Regions from separate parts of the Homo sapiens genome. Here regions 2, 3 and 4 are each linked to region 1. A link is a contact called in ENCODE Hi-C or POLR2A ChIA-PET data. All regions are on one chromosome and are shown on one strand. The core of a region is the stretch at or near the end of the contact, and the rest is flanking DNA. Distances in the headings are between cores, read along the strand shown. Region 1 holds the start of CRLF3 (cytokine receptor like factor 3). Region 2 overlaps GOSR1 (golgi SNAP receptor complex member 1). Region 3 overlaps TMIGD1 (transmembrane and immunoglobulin domain containing 1). Region 4 holds the start of EVI2B (ecotropic viral integration site 2B).

Region 1 (2,919 bases), core at 223-2,722:
GGTGTGGTGGCGCAGACTTGTAATCCCAGCTACTCAGGAGGCTGAGGCAGGAGAATCGCTTGAACCCGGGAGGCGGAGGTTGTTGCAGTGAGCCGAGATAGTGCCACTGCACTCCACCCTGAGCGACACAGCCAGACTCCGTCTCAAAAAAAACAGATTATATATATACATACTTATATATGTTTGTATATGTTTTATATATATATATAAAACCCAAAACATGTTGAGTCGTTAATGATGAGAATATCCAAAGACACTGTTAGCACAGCACTTTTCTACCATTTTCAGGTTATATGCAGCAAGGAAGTGCTAAGACGACCAACTAGATTAATATCAAGTATGACCCAGAGAAATTCAGATGGAATCCCACTCACTCAAAAAGCACTTATTAAGCAGTTGCGTTAATAGTACTCTGAAGATTATCCGTCCTATCGCCAATTGGCAGCGGGTTATATCTTTTTCTATATATATTCGAGGGTATAGAGAAACCATATGGCTTTCCTGTATCTTTGATAACTCTTGCCCTGTGAAACAGATAACTGCACCACTTGAAATTATATTTAGCTTTTCCTTTCAGCACTCCTCTCTTAAAATCTATTTTTCCATTTCTCTATACCTTTGTATTCCCTCTCTCAAGGAAAAGGAAATCATTTTCCTTCTGCTCTTCCAACATAGCTTCACCTTCACCTTAAATTTTAAACCTTCTAGAACAGGATTACTCTAAATGATTTTTTAAAAAGCATTCAAGATCGTATGACATATTATTCAGGCATTAACCGCATTTATTGTCAAATGCTACTGCTTCTCAATCCCTACCTCTCCCTCACTCTCGCCCCTTAGTCCTCCCCTTCCAATATCCATTTTGTCTCCACTTTCAGCTCTCCCAGGTCACTGTCCCACCTCTTCCTCAGGCTCTCTAAAATCAATGCCTCCCCGCCTACCCACCGCAGGTTTTTTACCAGTCTCCTCCTCCCCCGACTCATCACTACCCGCATGACCCCCTCGGATTCTGCTCTGGTCCCTCACTCTCCCAAACTTCGGAGGCCACCGCTACTCCCATCGCTGCCCCACAGTTTAGTGAACGCTCCTCACACCCTCCCTCCACCCCCAAAACTTCCCCTTACGACCTCCCCAACTCCCACCTTCCCCGTTCCCAGACTCCATTAGGTCTCCTTTCAAATGAATGCCTCTTCCCTACTCCAGAGTTTTCGGACAGTCCCACCCCTCAAAGCCCTCCCAGCCTTCGCCCGGCATCCGCGCCACCCCCGGGCCCACAGCGCCCCTGTGGGTGTGGCCCTCCGACCTGCCTCCGCGCCTCACGCAGCCCCTCAAGCCGGTGACCCAGCTCCCGCCGGTAGCTCTGCGCTGCCTCCACGTTCTCGCGGGCCTCCTGCAACAGCAGCTCAGGCTCCAGCTCCATCGCCCCCCTCATCTGGCCGCGCGGCCGGCGAAACCTAGCGCGGGTTCCCGACTGCACCGGGCGCCTCCAAGCGGCCCGGCGCGGCCTCGCGCAGGCGGAAGCACCGCCCAGCCCCGCCGCCCCATGCCCCACGACGACCTTGATTGACGGGCGCACGGCGGCGCCTCGCGCGGGTGGCGTCCGGGTCCCAGCGCCGCCCGCCCCGCGGCTCACCCCGCCTCTTCCGTGCTGCGGCACAGCGCCGCTGGTTGGGCCTCCTTGGGAAACGTGCTGAGGCCTGGCAAGGTTGATAACCCGCACCTTGCCAAGTGCTTCTCACAGCTCATCGCATTCTTGCCTGACCTTCAGCCCTACCTGTATCTCCATTGCTCAGATGAGGAAATTGAGGGATAAAGGGGGGAATCGGCCGGGCGCGGTGGCTCACGCCTGCAGTCCCAGCACTTTGGGAGGCCGAGGCGGGCGGATCCCTTGAGCTCTGGAGTTCGAGACCCAGCCTGGGCAACACGGCGAAACCCTCTCTCACCAAAAATACTACTACTATTACTATTACTACTACTACTACTGCTACTACTAGCAACACGTAGTGGAGCACGCCTGTGGTCCCAGTGGATCGCTTGAGCCCGGGGGCCGAGGCTGCAGTGAGCTGTAATGGAGCCACTGCACTCCAGCCTGGGCGACAGAGCGAGACCCTGTCTCTAAATAAAAAATACTTTTTTTTAAATTAAAAATTTTAAAAAATAGCGAATCGACTTTTCCAAGCCGCAGAATTTGAGCCCAGATCTGATGACAAAAGCCCTGGTCCTTAAGAGCAGAGCAGGCCTTAGGGGAATTTACTAAGACCCAGGTGTCAGCGGGGAGCAGTGGCTCACGCCTGTAATCCCAGCACTTTGGGAGGCCGAGACGGGTGGATCACTGAGGTCAGAAGTTCAAGAGCAGCCATGGCCAACCTGGTGAAACCTCATCTCTACTAAAAATACAAAAATTAGCCGGGTGTGGTGGTGGGCGCCTGTAATCCCAGCTACTCGAGGGCTGAGGCAGGATAATTGCTTGAACCGGGAGGCAGAGGTTGCAGTGAGCCAAGATTGTGCCACTGCACTCCAACCTGGGCAACAAAGCGAGACTCGGTCTCAAAAAACAACAACAAAACCCAGGTGTCACCACCCAGAAGCTCGTGGACGAATGGGGGATCCAAGAGAGAGGCCCAAGAGATGACCAGCAGGACAGCAATTCTGGCACAAGTCCAAGAAGGGTGTTGGCAAGTGTTATCTGTAAGGACCGTAGTGAATAAGCTGGGCTTGGGCTTGCCAGACCGGAAGGTATCTGTCACAATAGGTGTGACTGTATGTAATAAAACCTTATGGGCAGGGCATGGTGGCTCACACCAGTAATCTTGGGAAGCTAAGGCAGGAGGATTGCTTGAGCCCAGGAGTTTGAGACCAGCCTTTGCAACATGAGGAGACCTCCTCTCTACAAAAAGATTTAAAAAAAAAATTAGCCGC
Region 2 (2,865 bases), core at 77-2,576, 300 kb before region 1:
AACATGCAAAGCACTCCTCTGAGTGTTACATATCAAAGTGGATACTGACCCTGCCCTCTAGGGCTCTAATGTCCAGAGAGATAAGACTATGGGAAATGAATAATCCTGGAAGTGATAGCAAAATGATACTAACTTAGGGCCAAGCTTGGTGGCTCACACCTATAACTCCAGCACTTTGGGAGGCGGAGGTAGGAGGATGGCTTGAGCCCAGGAGTTTGAGACCAGCCTGGGCAACATAGGGAGACCCCATCTCTAGAAATAATTTAAAAATTAGAAAAAAAAAATTAGCCAGGCATGATGGCACATGCCTGTAGTCCCAGCTACTCAGGAGGCTGAGGTGGGAGGATTGCTTGAGCCCAGGGAGTCAAGGCTGCAATAGCCACAGTCACACCACTGGGCTCCAGCCTGGGTGACGGAGCAGGACCCTGTCCCCCAACCCCCAACCCCCCCCAAAAAAAGGATATTAACTCAAGAGATCTTTTAAACAGGACATCAAGGTAGTCACAGGGAAGAGATTGTGTTCGACCAAAAGTGACTTTCTCTTTTCTCTTTAATCTTTTCTTTTTTTTGAGACAGGGTCTCGCTCCATTATTCAGGCTAGAGTGCAGTGGCTCCATCACAGCTCGCTGTAGCCCCCCCCTCCTGGGCTCAATTGATCCTCTCACCTCAGCCTCCCGAGTAGCTGGGACTACAGGCACACATGTCTAGCTAATTTTTTATTTTGGTAGAGTTGGGATTTCACCACATTGCCCAGGATGGTCTTGAACTTTTGGGCTCAAGTGATCCTCCCACCTCGGTCTTCCAAATTCGGTGCTGGGATTACAGACGTGAGCCACCACACCCAGCTGTTTTAGCCACGTTTAATGAGTCTGTGACCTTTGTCAGCCATCATGGAAACCCAGCATAATGTTGCATGCATGCCTAGTTGGTTCTCAAGTAGAATTTTGGAACATAATCTCTTCATAAATTAAGGGCTGGTTGTGTATTCACATTTTATGATATTTTATATTTCTTTTCTATTTTTATAATTATAATTCCCTTTCAACAGTTTTTCCTGATTAAAGATATTTTAGTAGCTGGCTTCTTTTTAAACTCTTTTTAAACTTTTTAAAGTTTTTAAACTTTAAATTTTAAGAAGCTTTTGTAATATGTGATTTGTCTGTTTATGCCTTATTTTGTTTGTTATTTTGAAGCAAACATAGGAAGTGGCTTACTGCCTTGTATAAAAAGATATCAGAGAACAGTGGAGTCATTTGGAAAAAGCGCAGTGGTAAAGTGGCTTCGGAAGTGATTTTTTCCCCTTATTTTCTGGCACAGTGCTTTCTAAGATGATGTTGCTCACTGTAGTTTTCTTTCACTTTTAAAGGCATGATGGTTCCAGGCAGGATAATCTTAAATGGTGATTTGTCATCTTTTTTTCCCCTTGCAGCATTGCTATGGCAACAAAAGAAAATATGACTTCACAGAGAGGAATGTTGAAGTCAATTCACAGCAAAATGAACACTTTGGCCAGTATCCTTTTTGAATGTTCGCAGTCTGTGTTTTGAGGGTAGAGGGGAGAAGTGTCTGTGTGTGCTTTTATAGGGGGCAGGTTGCCATCATCAGTAGCAGTAGAGCCCATCAGTAATTGCATAATATGAATATACTGTGCATTCCTACTTTGTGAAAGTTTATGCTCTTTAGTACCATTCCTAAAAGACTGCACCTCAGAAGTTTCTTACTACTAGATGTAGAAGAAAAAAATTATAAATGTGAATTTAAAAATTATCCACCAATTTCTTCTACATTTTAGAAAGCTTTTAAATTCATGTTAGAACTCCACACTATACATTATTCTTACCTAAACATGATAAATTATATGCCTTTGTTGTTTTTCCCATTTAGAGATAAGTCAGTGGCAGATGCTTGGAAGGGGGAAGGAAGGAGACAGCCACCCGTGCAGATGAGCTATAGCTACTGATGGAGTTTGTAACTCTATGCACAGGCTGAATTCTAGGATACATTCTCCACTTGTTTGTTGTAACCTCTACTTTAAAATGTTTCAGTTTTCTGTTTTAAATTAGGATTATTAATACTTCCCAGAAACCCACTAGGGAACCAGAAAAGCCTGGCACTCTGAGTCATTTCATTCAGCGAACCTCTGAAAAGACAAGCCTTCTAGGCAAAAAGCTTTCCTCCCCAACTGCCAAAGGGGGAGGAACCTAGAATTTTCAAAAGCTGAGTATCTTGTAGTCCTAGATAATTTGAGTTCACTTTTAGTTTGATATGTCTTTGCCTAAGGAAAAGACTCTCCTGATGTGTGCTGTTATTCTCCAGTCCACTGTGAATTTTGTTCTTGCCTTGTCACCCTAAGTATAAAACCACATGTCTAAAATCACATTTTAGATAGGGCTATAAAATTTACAGAGTGCTGTTATATACATTATCTCATTTTACTAAACTATGAACTCAATTGCCAGCCAGAAAAGCTGATCAGTGAATTTAAGAGTTTGTATTTAGTGAAACTTTTGAAACTTTGAAATAGAAGTGTGAGTCAGATAGCTGATGATTTAAAACACTAAAGCCTTTCTCAATTGTTCATTAGAATTTACCACCACTCTTCTTTGTGACCTCTTCTCTACTGCTCTGTAAGCATCTCTCCCATAAGTTCTCTCTCTCTTTTTTTTTTTTTTTTTTTTTTTTTTTTTAAGACAGAGTCTCACCCTGTTACCATCCAGGCTGGAGTACAGTGGCACGATCTCAGCTCACTGCAACCTCCAGCCTCTCAGGTTCATGCAGTCCTCCCGCCTCAGCCTTCTGAGTAGCTGGGACTACAGACACGTGCCACCATGCCCGGCTAATTTTTGTATGTTTTGTAGAGATGGG
Region 3 (3,112 bases), core at 564-3,063, 500 kb before region 1:
CAAAGGCCCGTCAACCTTACTGGGGAGCCCCTCTATTTGCAAGATATCAAAACAAAGGGGAAGTAAAGGTGGGACAATAAGAAAAAGAAATCAGAATTCAGTCACAGGTTGGAATATTTTTACCAAGCCAGATAAAATGAAGCCACATGTGACAGCTCTTACTCTATTTTTTTATTTTTATTTATTTATTTTTTGAGACAGAGTTTCACTCTTGTTGCCCAGGCTGGAGCGCAGTGGTGCGATCTCGGCTCACTGCAACCTCTGCCTTCTGGTTTCAAGCAATTCTCCTGCCTCAGCCTCCCAGGTAGCTGGGATTACAGGTGGCTACCATCATGCCCGGCTAATTTTTTTTGTATTTTTAGTAGAGACGGGTTTCACCATATTGGTCAGGCTGGTCTCAAACCGCTGACCTCCTGATCCACCCGCCTCGGCCTCCCAAAATGCTGGGATTACAGGCGTGAGCCGCTGCACCTGGCTGACAGCTCTTATTCTATACACAAACCGAAGTAAACTACCTTACCCATTGGCTTGCTTTGGATTCCAAATTTCTGTTGAAAGTGACTTTGGTCGGGGCATGGTGGTTCATGCCTGTAACCCCAGCACTTTGGGAAGCTGAGGTGGCAGATTGCTTGAGCCCAGGAATTCAAGACCAGCCTGATCCACATGGCAAGACCTCCTCTCTACAAAAACAATTTTTTTGATTAGCTGGTTCTGATGGCACGCACCTGTCCCAGCTATTCAGGAGGCTGAAGTGGAAAGATCGCTTGAGCCTGGGGGGATGAGGCTGCAGTGAACTATGATTACGCTACTGCACTCCAGCCTGGGTGGCAGAGCGAGACCCTGTCTCCAAAAAAATAAAAGAAAAAGAAAGAAAAAAGAGACTTTGGCAAGGGTAATTACATAACTGCCCCTCTCCCCTTGTCCTGTTTTATGGTCTCATTTGTAACCAGACCTGATATTTCCCTCCTATATTCATCATGGTTAAATAATCCCAACACATGGGCTAAATCTTGTGCTCAAGAAAAGATCTGTGATGTCGTTTGTAGCTTTGCATGGCCTCATTTAGGTACTTCCTCACTGAGCCGTGAAGCCAGGTGAGGGCTCATGAAAATCTTGGCATTTAGCCCAAGCCCCAGCAGCAGAGCATTTATGCCACCAGCCGTGGGAAGTAGCTAAGCAAGAAGAAATAAGAAAAACAAGTTGGTTTGGAAGAGCCCCACCCAAAACAAGTTTCTGCCCACCTGAAAGCCAATTTGCTAAGCTAGCATCCTGATTGCCACATAAGCTGTACTTTTTTTTAATGTGACACAGAGCAATTATGATTTCTTCTTAACCAGGAGGGATATAATTCCCTGGCCTGCAAGTGTGGTGTTCATAGTCAGGATGGCAGGGCATGAGGCCCACCCTTCCATGCTTTTGTGGTCTTGGGGGAGGTAAATAACCACAAAGCTTTTTCACTGCTTCTATCTCATGGGTATTCAGGATATTTGTGGGTTTGGTTTTTAAAACAAGTAGCCCCTGAGCAATTGTTAGTGCTCCGCAGGACGAATTACTGATCATTCCAGGAATCACAGTGATGGGCATTCAACCACCAGTAAGTCTTCTTCCCCACTAGCCACTCTTTTCATATCCCATAACTCTTCCCCTCAAGGGGAAGCAAATAAGATGTCCTATGGTTACATCACCACAACACTTCTGGCAGGGGTTCAGCTGGCTTCCTGGTGACTGACAAGACTGGCAATAAGTGAGTACAGGGAGGCAAATGACAAAGTGAGTAATGTTCTAACAAGATATGGGAGTCTCAGCTTGTTGGGCTGCTCCTGGTGTGCTAGCATGAGAGCAGACCATGTGTGAATGAGCATTTTTGGCATCTGCTACCCCAGGTATTTTGCCTTTCTCTTTTTGTATGAGCAAGAAATATGAGGAGGGAAAACCCCACAGAGCATCATTTGTTCTGTCATTGTAGAGGTGATAACCCTGGGTAGATGAAGCATGAATCCAAGAGAAAGGGCTTTTTTGTCCCCTTATTTTTTCCTACTCTCTCTGCTGATTACCCTACAGGTTAGAATTTGAGTTAGGAGTGATTGTAGGGATCCATTTTCTTATCTAGTCCTAATTTCTCTTCTCTGTGTGTTTTTTACTTCTGTTAGTTATGAAGCTGTGAACTCAAAAGTCCAGTTGCTACACACATTGTTGCCCAGGAGAATTCATGGAAATACTCTTCCCTAAAAGCCAAGCAGGATTGTTTCCTATATTTGGTTCTAAGAAAGGATTCTTGCTCAAAAAACAGTGTCCTGTATGGAATGGGCATGATTTCCCTGAAAGGATGGACTAGGATTCTTAGTGGAAAAATCCTTGGATGGGGATGATTCTCCAAAGAAAATCCTGGCCCTAATCATAACCGTTATTATCATTTATTGTCACCAGAAATATTCACTGAGCATCTGGTGTGAGTTTTGCACTGTGCTGGGTATTACTTAAAAAGAGCATTACCTTTAACAATCAGGTGAAAGTCCAAGCTCTCCGTTTTCAGAGATGACTTTGCAATACAACTGTAGGTTCCGTTGTCAGGCTTCTCGACTTTGGTGATTGACAGCTGAAAAGACTCACTTGTCTGTTGGATTTGGTGACGGCTTTTCTCTAAATCGAGGAGACTACTGTTTTTGTACCACATCATTTGAGCCTGGGGGTTGGCTTTCACATTGCAAACCAACTTCACATTACTGCCTTCCTCAACTGTTTGGAAGTCGTTTCCACTTAGGAGAGGAGGAACTGCAAGACTCAAGCATTTAGATTTAATTAGCAGATAAGCAATAGTTCACTGTCAGAGTTCAAAGTCTTCCTTCAATCTATCTCATGTGGTCATTTATTCATTTGACAAAAATTTATTAAATACGTACGGTGTGACAAGCACTGGGGTAACAAGGGCAAATAACACTTCCAGTTCCAAATCTCATAGAACTTTTAATGTGATGAAGAAGACAAACCATGAAACAATATATGATTATGAGCATGATATATATAGTAATGATCTATGACAAGCAGACAATTTGTAACACTACCCAAGAGTATAAGCCTTGAGTCTTTCTTCTCTGAGAATTAATAAACCAAC
Region 4 (3,225 bases), core at 75-2,574, 490 kb after region 1:
TCCACAGTAATTACTTAGAAGAAATCCTTCTAAGAGAAAGTCATGAATATTTATTAAGTGTTGAAATGGGATATCACCCACTATGAACATATTATTCCCTGAAATTACAAGTCTATGTAAAATACTCTTTGCAGTTTTTATTTGCCCATTTTACCCACAGCAAGCATCTTTTATGCATATTAACAATTTTCTATTGTTTATTCTATAGGTTTCTTCTATCTTATACTATGTTCTAAAGTCTCAGATAATGTGACATAAACACGTAGATGATATTAATATACGCATGCATGTTTGATTATTGACTAACATTTTTGGCTTAGTAAGCTTTTAAAATGAGCCATAATGTTTTCATGTCATCATTATTAAATATAAAATCTATATGTAAAAAATAAAGCATGTATAATAATAATAGTCAAATACCACATCTGATTTCTTTTTCTTTCTAAATTAAGTGAAAGTGACCATTCTTACTATGCAAACTAAAGGGGATACAAAAATTTTAATTTATGCATTATATTATGTACAGGAAAATTCTATAAAAAGTACATTAGAACTTTTAACAATTAATATTTTGGAGGTTATAAATTCAGTCATAGCCTGTGGAATCTAGTTCTATTTCTAACCCTTAGCTTTATCTGCCATGGCTATAGTTTCTTTTTAATTCTAAAACTAAGGTTAACAAATATGATTGTGGCTGGGAGCGGTGGCTCACTCCTGTAATCCCAGCACTTTGGGAGGCGGAGGTAAGCGGATCACCCAAGGTCAGGAGTAGGAGACCAGCCTGGGCAACATAGTGAAACCCCATCTCTACTAAAAATACAAAAAAATTAGCCAGGCGTGGTGGTGGGCGCCTGTAATCCGAGCTACTTGAGAGGCTGAAGCAGGAGAATTGCTTGAACCCAGGAGGTGGAGGTTGCAGTGAGCTGAGATCGTGCCACTGCACTCCAGCCTGGGAGACAGAGCAAGACTCTATCTCAAAAAAAAAAAAAAATATGTGTGTGTGTGTGTGTGTGTGTGTGTGTGTGTGTGAGATTAAATAAACTTAAAAGGTCTTATACAAACCTAGGTGAAAATATTTTTCTAAGGCAAGCTGAACTGAGTATTTTTTAATTCTATGCAACAAAACCACAAAAACCTGTTATAGACATCTTTAGACTATCAGAGTTTAAGTTTAAAACACTAATGACAGTTTTTAAAATAAATTTTATATAAAGCAAGATCAAACCAAATTGTGTGAAAATTTTCTTACCTCAGCTGTTAACTTCTTTTGCAGAATGCTAAATTCTTGTTCTAACTGGACATTTTGGTGATTTGGCTAAGAAAGGAAAATGGGTGGTTCAATTCAGATTTAAAATGTTCCTCTAGCAAACTGAAATAGTTTCTGTAGAAAAAGAGGAAGTTTATCAATAGCTGGTTCCGGAAGTGCAATAAACCACAAAGTGACTAAGAAATATATTACTTTAACAGAACTTATTTTGAAATACATTTTGGAGCCCTATGATTTGAGTGCTTTTAATTATGTAAATAAATATTTGAGATACTCTAGTAATATGATTATGTAAATTAAATATTTAGGATGGAGTCCCGAAGAGAAAATTACATGTTCTAAGAAGAAAAGCTGCCAGTTGGGTTATCACTTACAGTGAGATTTCTTCTCATAAGAAGTGAGTGATGTGTTCTGTTTACTTGTATGACCTTAGGCAAGACTCTGCACTTCTGAGTCACCGTTTCCTCCTCTAAAGGAATATTTTATTGGGTTATTGTGAGGATTAAATAAGATAGCATAATATAACATGTATAAATGCCTCACCAACTGCAGGTAACCAATAAATGTAATGTTATTTCCTCATAATATAAAAAGTCCAGGGTAAAAGTATAATTACATTATTTTGCAAATGACAGGATCTCATTCTTTTTTATGGCTGAATAATACTCCATTGTGTATATGTACCATATTTTCTTTATCCATTCATCTGTTTATAGACACTTAGGTTGCTTCCAAATCTTGGCTGTTGTGAATAGTGTTACAACAAAAGTGGGAGTGCAGATGTCTCTTTGTACAGTTTTCCTTTCTGTTGGGTATATACCTAGCAGTGGGATTGCTGGATCATATGATAGCTCTATTTTTAGTTTTTTGAGGAACCACCAAACTGTTCTCCATAGTGGTTTTACTGATTTACATTCCCACTAACAGCGTACGAGAGTTCCATTTTCTCCACACCCTTCCCAGCACTTGTTATTGCCTGTCTTTTGAGTATAAGCCATTTTAACTGGGGTGAGATGAGGTATCATTGTAGTTTTGATTTGCATTTCTCTCATCAGTGGTGCTGAGTACCCTTTCGTATGCCTGTTTGCCATTTGTATATTTGTAATTAAATTATTTTGACCAAATATTTTACTAGTGACTTTTGAGTTCAAGTTCTCAACTATTTATTTGATTACCCACAAAGTAGTTACTTCTCAGTGGAAAATAAAATAAATTGGGGATCATTTTTTAAATAAGAAGTTAACTAAAGTTAACTTGTTACTAAAGGGTAATGAGGGGTTGGGGAGATGGTGTTACCAGTTAATAGGTACAAAAAACAATAGAAAGAATGAATAAGACCTATTTGATAGCACAACAGAGTGACTGTCATTAATACCATAATTATACATTTTAAAATAACTAAAAGTGTAATTGGATCCTTTGTAACACAAAGGATAAGTGCTTGAAGGGATGGATACCCCATTCTCCATGATGTGATTATTTCACGTTGCGTGACTGTATCAAAACATCTCATTACCCTTTAAATATATACACCTACTATGTACCCACAAAAATTTAAAATACAAAAAATTTTTAAGTTAACTAAACAAAGTGTATTGAAAGGAGTGAGTCCATCTGAATAAAAATTTCTTTGAGTAAGTCACCTTTCCTCTCTTGAAAAATGGAGATCATAATTCCTAATTTATAAGCTTATTGTGGAATTAAATAAATGTAAAGTGCCTTGGATGATGCATATTATAGTAGGTACGGAATGTGTTAACCCATGCACTGCTTTTTCCTGGTCACTGCGGGAAACACAGGTTATTATGACCTTGTTCTTAACTTCAGGGTACTTATAGCTTGGTGCAAAAAGAATAGTTTTTTTTTATGGGCTCCTACTATAAAGCATAATATAATCAAATGCTATAAAGCTTTTGATTCACTGGTTTTTGGAAGTATTGTTGTTTTTACGGACAGGG

The links. A loop is a pair of places that touch in the nucleus more often than their neighbours do. ChIA-PET counts read pairs that join two places held with the same protein, here RNA polymerase II (POLR2A). Pooled maps may share reads with other maps.
Region 2: a loop to region 1 is called in a pooled map, with 2.3 times the contacts of the local background. The contact joins the enhancer-like site here to the promoter of CRLF3 in region 1. A Hi-C loop is called at or near these places in 2 of 50 pooled maps. POLR2A ChIA-PET finds 5 or more read pairs at or near these places in 2 of 52 experiments (HEK293 and activated T-cell).
Region 3: a pooled map shows a loop between it and region 1 (7-fold over the local background). The contact joins the enhancer-like site here to the promoter of CRLF3 in region 1. A Hi-C loop is called at or near these places in 2 of 37 single-sample maps with no recorded cell type and 8 of 50 pooled maps. POLR2A ChIA-PET finds 5 or more read pairs at or near these places in 2 of 52 experiments (activated CD4-positive, alpha-beta T cell and naive thymus-derived CD8-positive, alpha-beta T cell).
Region 4: a map of CD8-positive, alpha-beta T cell shows a loop between it and region 1 (6-fold over the local background). The contact joins the promoter of EVI2B here to the promoter of CRLF3 in region 1. A Hi-C loop is called at or near these places in 9 of 168 maps with a recorded cell type or tissue (B cell, CD14-positive monocyte, CD4-positive, alpha-beta T cell and 3 more), 14 of 37 single-sample maps with no recorded cell type and 14 of 50 pooled maps. POLR2A ChIA-PET finds 5 or more read pairs at or near these places in 12 of 52 experiments (B cell, CD4-positive, alpha-beta memory T cell, HEK293 and 8 more).

The regions. Positions count from the first base shown.
Region 1 is chr17:30,823,220-30,826,138 of GRCh38, forward strand. CRLF3 (cytokine receptor like factor 3) reads right to left here and starts at 1,473. Exons shown (of 8, transcript NM_015986.4): 1 at 1,304-1,473. The coding sequence starts at 1,432. RefSeq lists a silencer at 1,385-1,764 and an enhancer at 1,472-1,766.
Region 2 is chr17:30,518,510-30,521,374 of GRCh38, forward strand. GOSR1 (golgi SNAP receptor complex member 1) reads left to right here. Exons shown (of 9, transcript NM_001007025.2): 8 at 1,430-1,512. Among named protein-coding and RNA genes, the nearest start is that of GOSR1, 43 kb to the left of the region's middle. Within about 2 kb of position 1,327, at least 3 of the 41 ENCODE cell types and tissues checked have a DNase peak (open chromatin) inside an H3K27ac peak, as active enhancers do.
Region 3 is chr17:30,322,323-30,325,434 of GRCh38, forward strand. It overlaps TMIGD1 (transmembrane and immunoglobulin domain containing 1), which reads right to left. Exons shown (of 7, transcript NM_206832.3): 4 at 2,494-2,772. Among named protein-coding and RNA genes, the nearest start is that of TMIGD1, 10 kb to the right of the region's middle. Within about 2 kb of position 1,814, at least 5 of the 41 ENCODE cell types and tissues checked have a DNase peak (open chromatin) inside an H3K27ac peak, as active enhancers do.
Region 4 is chr17:31,312,730-31,315,954 of GRCh38, forward strand. EVI2B (ecotropic viral integration site 2B) reads right to left here and starts at 1,325. Exons shown (of 2, transcript NM_006495.4): 1 at 1,250-1,325. All of the region lies in intron 36 of NF1 (neurofibromin 1), which reads left to right.